2 separate regions of the Homo sapiens genome follow, and region 2 is linked to region 1. Evidence: chromatin contacts called from ENCODE Hi-C or POLR2A ChIA-PET data. All regions are on one chromosome and are shown on one strand. The core of a region is the stretch at or near the end of the contact, and the rest is flanking DNA. Distances in the headings are between cores, read along the strand shown. Region 1 has its middle 28 kb from the start of ARL4A. Region 2 holds the start of ETV1 (ETS variant transcription factor 1).

Region 1 (2,744 bases), core at 88-2,587:
GGTGATTGTGCCAAGCGTATGCGGGAGAGAGCTTGTTGGGCCAGTGGAGAGAGGTGCTTACTTGTCCGGTAATATTTATCAGCACTTCCCCTACACCATCTAAATAAAAACAACGTGCTTCCTAAGTCAGCACTTCAAAGCAAGTCTTCTGACCCCCTAGTTTGACCAGACTGGCCTCCAAGCCCTACTTTATGCTAAGGCTGCTGTAATTAATGGGCCACGTTTCTTAGCAGATGCAATCTTGAACTCTGGAGACTACCAGATCTTGCTAGAAGCTCTGTTCTCCCCATTATTAACAGTGTGGCCATGTCTAGAGATTTAACATCTCTAAGCCTCTCTTCCCTCATTAGTGAAAAGAGGATTACAGAAGTGACTTCATAAAGTGATGCTGAGAATAAAATGAGAAAATGAGCATAGCATTTAGTATAGTGCATGTAATCACCATTCAGTAAAAGGCAGTTATTTATAGTTATTTGAATTCAAAATGTAATAATTATGTAAGATGCATTTGAGTCTGTAACAGGGTTTGAGGAGAACAGGAATACAATTAAAATCTCATGAAGATGATTGCTCCCAGGCTGGAAGGCAGGGGACTTACGCTGCCAACTGAAGCTCAGTGTCCAAATTCAGCCGTCCTTCCGCTACACCACTTCTTTCCTACAGCTGCCTGTGCACCAATGGTCATTTACTGACCGTATATATGTGTGTGTGTGTGTGTGCGTGTGTGTGTGCTATACATGGATGTGTGGGGTTTGTTTTGTTTTTAAAAAAAAAGAAAGAGTAGGTAGGTGTATGCGCCCCTGTGGTTCCAGCTACTTGGGAGGCTGAGGCAAGGGGATGGTTTGGAGACCGGAGTTTGAGCCAGCCTGGGCAACATAGTGAGGCCCCCTGTCTAAAATAAATAAATGAAACATAAAAAATAAATGAATAGATTTTTTCTAAATCAAAAAGCATTATTCCATTTTTTTCTCACTGTCATTGAAATTTTTTTTGGTAATAAATGGATTTCTGAGCCTGTTTTAAATGACAGGGTCTGTTGTTCAAAGCCCCACTAGCACGGTAAGCCATTAAACCAGCAGTTGTGAAGCTGCATTATAACACAGGGACAGTCACTCAGCTCAACACTTTACATTACAATAGGCAAGCCTCTGTGAGGCAGCTTTGAAATCCCAGAACTGTGGTCAAACTACGGACCTCCTGGAAGGACAAAGTGTTCTGTTTGTGTAGCACAAGGGTGTGGCTTTTGTAGCTAGTAAAATAATCTGAACACAAAGGCCTCCAGATCCTGCAGAGCACTCTGCAGTGAACTGACTCAGCGGAAAGCGGTGGGAAAGGAAGCTGGTTCTTAGATTTCAGAACCCTCCAAAGCTACACCCACCTCGCTTAGTTCTGACCCTGTGCAACAGGAAGGGGGTTTCATCAGCCAATGTGTGTGCACGCCCACGCAGACATATCCACTAGGCAGAAGACAGGATGAGAAACGCGGTGGGAAGGAACTCTAGTGGAGCCCAGTGCCGTCTCTTTGCAGCCTCTTGCCAAACTCCTGCTTTTTCTTCCTTTCACTGATGCAAAACCTAGTTGCTCTCATGGATTGAGGGAGGGAAGCCCTCTTATGATGTGGAGCCACTTTTAGCAACTGCTCTGAAAGAGGCTGCAAAATCAAACATCCCAGTTAGCATTGGGTGGATTGCTGAATATTGTGAAATAATCATAGAAGCTTTGATTGTCGATGTCCACTGGAGATCTGTGTGCCGGGAGCAAAATATTGGTATGTTACACATTTCATGTACGCAAATTAATTGGACAGTTAAAATCTATCAAAGGCGTCAATGGTAGGCTTTTTCTGTTTCTATTCACACACAGCCCCCACTGCCACCACCAATTTAGGCTTCATCTCAATAAACAGAATACATGTTTAGAAACTTATATAATTTAAAACCCTCTGATCCCTGAAAATTAAGAAAAAGGGGTCTGAATTTTTCATAATCAGTCCATATTGAATAGATTCCCCTCCTAATTGCTCAATTTTAATTTCATCAGATCATTTTGCCTAAAGACCACTTAGCCACCATCACCAAAAAAATGTGTAAACTTCTTGTGAAAAAGACTATACATATCAATGATCTGTGGAACTTAAATTCCAAGGAAACACATATTCAGAAAAAAAAATCATTCACTAGGATAAACCAGAAACACTATATTGATTTACCTTTCCTGAAACTACTAAAAAGTCCAGTAACTTAAGAACACATTTTTAAAATTTAATTCATTAAATTACATATAATACATTTCCAAAAAAGTTCAAAATATGCATGGACAGTTAGCAGAAGCTTTATTGTGAGATTTTTGCGAAAAAAAATTTATAAAGTTAACCCCAAAGCAACCTAATATGTTGATAGTCTCCTGCAAATTAAAATTCAATACACTATTGAATATTTTTATTATAGTTTTGAAAACAAAAGGTTAAAATACCTATAATTGGTAAAATATATGACTTCCCTTCCCTTCACCAAGATTACTAAATGTAATAGAGTGGGTTTTGTGTATGTGTGTTTGTGTGTGTGGTTTTTGTTGGACAGCGATTTATTTCAAAGCTTTTCTTTGTATAACTAGATTACATGACTCCTTTTCTAAATGTTCTGAAGGGCACAATTGGGAGCAGTAAAAGATAAACTGCACTGTCTATAATTATGTGATAATAGAACTCCAAGAAAGGTGAAGTTTCTTACAAAGTATATGGGAGT
Region 2 (2,766 bases), core at 154-2,653, 1.3 Mb before region 1:
TCTTTGCTGTCCATAGTTATTGGTTGTTTTCCCAGTAATAAGTGTTGATTGTTTGTTTGTTTGCTTCTTTTTTAAGTAGATCTTTCTCCTGCCCAGGTCCGGGGTTGAGTGCTGTGCGCTCTTACACTCCATTTTAATGTGTCTCCATAACGTTCTATTTAAGGAAGGAAACTTTCAAATAGAAATTGAGAACTGCAGCACGTTTCCTAACGGGCGGAACAGCTGCCGGAAACGTCTTTTGGTCACTAGTTCTGGTCACAAATGAATTTCAACAGCATTGAGTCCCTGGTCCTATCCCCGCGGCCTCCCGTCCGCTGTTGGACACTGGCTCCTTAAAGTGACGCTTTACTGTTCTGAGTCCCATAGGAGGATCAGGGCAAGTGGCTTCAGAGATGCAGCCCTCACTGCTTAACGTCCTAGTTATTGTCCTTGAAACCCGAGCCATCTCACCGCTCGCCCCCAACCCTGGGCTCTGGCTGTTTAAAAGCTGGAGAGGAAGTGAAAGCGTCAAGTACAGTAAGTGACACCCTCCGCCTCCGTGTATACATAACAAAAGCTCAGGAAACGTGCGGGTTCTAGGATATACGAGCAACCCCAAGCACTCCCTCCTCCTCCCCACAGCCACAGTGGACTGGAAGTACCTTTTCCCAGTGCACACGTAGGGACCATTTTGACTTATACTTTTTCACCTAGCTTGCTCTGTTGTCCTCCCATCACAACCTCTGCTAATCAGCAATTCTGCATCTCCTAGGTGCCTTCCTTATAGATTCTTTATGTTTCTGTCCCACGAACGATAGGATCTAATTTTAGTTGAGGATGACTGTTTAAAAAATGTTTCGATAAACCATAATGGTGATGGTGGGTTTTGAAAAACGGGAAAATAAATTGGGCCAAAAGCTGAGTGGGAATGAGGATAGAGAGCGAGGTGAGCTCCTAGTCAGGGCAAGAGTAGAGAGGTTGGAGATCCTGAGGGGAGGGCAGCTGAATAAGGCGGTACGGGCTTTGTGGATCGCGGCTCTAAGGGTATACCAGAACCGCACAACAGTACTTTAAGGAAACCAGCCCAATAGTGGACCTAACACCCCAATAATGGGAACTGGCGACTCGAAACACACGGTTTCAGTATCCCCAGGCGCCTTAACAATAAGCAGCGGGTTACAGAGGAAATCGAGTCTCTCCGTGGCGCTTCCAGGCTGAGGACCCAGCGCCTACCGGCCGAGCACCCCCTAGGGCAGAGGGGCGAGGGAGACCCGCGGGAAGGGGCAGCAAGCCGCCTGATTGACAGCCCGAAATCTGATCTTGTGAAAGAGACGCGGAGCCAATGGGAGGCAGCGATCCATCAGTTTGGATTGGAGGCCCCTGGAGGAGAAGTAGAGGAAAAACCACCGAATTGAGCTCTGTCAGAGGCGCTTTCGGCTTCCAAGGGGGAAGTGCTGGGCTATAATTAATGTTTTTATTAAATTTGGAGGGAAGTTTTTGCAGCCTTTCGCCTAGCGTGGCCTTCAGGTGGGTCTTTCCAACAACTTTTTATGTCTCTCCAGATAATTGCATGGTTGTGGGTCGCAAAAACTATCCTGATGAAAGAGGTGTCTCCGTCTCTTTAGTCCCGTTAGGTGCAAAGCAAGTCTCGTTGATCGCCATTGCTAGTTTTGCACACGTTTGCGAATCAGAGCTGCCCGGGGTACACCGACCGCGCAGGGAAACATCGAGAGTGTAAATAAATACATCGCCTCTTGTTCGGATTTTTGCTACTACCGAAAATATGTAAATTGTGAACTCTGTTGGCTCTCTTTGGATCCAGGTGAAGGAGGCGGTGTAGGGAGGGTTATTTTTGTGAATGGGACTGTCGGAGGGTAATTAGCTATGCAAATTCAAGAGCTTCATTCATGATTTTTTTTTAAGCCTAAAAGCCATCTTGTTCCCCTCTAGGTTGATAGAAGTCCAGATCCTGAGGAAATCTCCAGCTAAATGCTCAAAATATAAAATACTGAGCTGAGATTTGCGAAGAGCAGCAGCATGGATGGATTTTATGACCAGCAAGTGCCTTACATGGTCACCAATGTGAGTGATCAGTTTGAAAGTTGCTGTTTATAAACTTGACTCCGTCGGGGGTGGGGAGAGGGAGAAAATGAGAAGGGAGGGGGCACGGGGGTTGGGATTGCAGATACTTATCTGCTTTGTTGCCACTGTAGGGCGACTCTGCTTCTAGAAGCCCAGTCTTCAAAATGAGCTTACCTTTCAGTGATTTGGATAAGGCATAGTTTTGTTTTTAAGACCCCTTTTTCTGATTAAAGTGCCCAACATGAGTGGAAGAGGAGATGGAGGGCAGCAGCAGCTGCTGCACTCAAAGTTTTTGGCTGGGTTTGTCTGCCACATTGAAAAGAATGAAGTTGAGACAAATGCTGACACTTTTTGTTTATATGGGGTGTTTTTGTTTCTTTTTTTTTTCTCATTTTCTCTTTTTTTTTTTTTTCATTTCTCTACTCTTTTTGCTTTTTTTTTTTGTGGGGGTGGGGTGGGGAGGAGGGGCTGTCCAAGAGAGAATAAAACCCACTGTTTTAATCTAGCATTGAACCAGCCTAAAAACAACTTTAAGTGTAAATGCTTCAGGTTGTTTTGATGCTGAGATACCATGAATATATGATTGATAAATAGTAATGTGCTAAGATCGGCACTGGGAAGCAACTCTCCCTGCCTGCTTAACATAAGCTTTCACTGTCAAATAAGTGAGAAAATGAATATTAGAGTTGATACTATGGACTTCTA

The links. A loop is a pair of places that touch in the nucleus more often than their neighbours do. ChIA-PET counts read pairs that join two places held with the same protein, here RNA polymerase II (POLR2A). Pooled maps may share reads with other maps.
Region 2: a map of K562 shows a loop between it and region 1 (8-fold over the local background). The contact joins the promoter of ETV1 here to the enhancer-like site in region 1. A Hi-C loop is called at or near these places in 1 of 168 maps with a recorded cell type or tissue (K562) and 3 of 50 pooled maps. POLR2A ChIA-PET finds 5 or more read pairs at or near these places in 1 of 52 experiments (WTC11).

What each region holds. Positions count from the first base shown.
Region 1 is chr7:12,714,409-12,717,152 of GRCh38, reverse strand. No RefSeq gene overlaps it. Among named protein-coding and RNA genes, the nearest start is that of ARL4A, 28 kb to the right of the region's middle. RefSeq lists an enhancer at 892-1,559. Within about 2 kb of position 1,337, at least 25 of the 41 ENCODE cell types and tissues checked have a DNase peak (open chromatin) inside an H3K27ac peak, as active enhancers do.
Region 2 is chr7:13,988,303-13,991,068 of GRCh38, reverse strand. It overlaps ETV1 (ETS variant transcription factor 1), which reads left to right and starts at 1,403. Exons shown (of 14, transcript NM_004956.5): 1 at 1,403-1,506; 2 at 1,605-1,801; 3 at 1,930-2,061. The coding sequence starts at 2,017.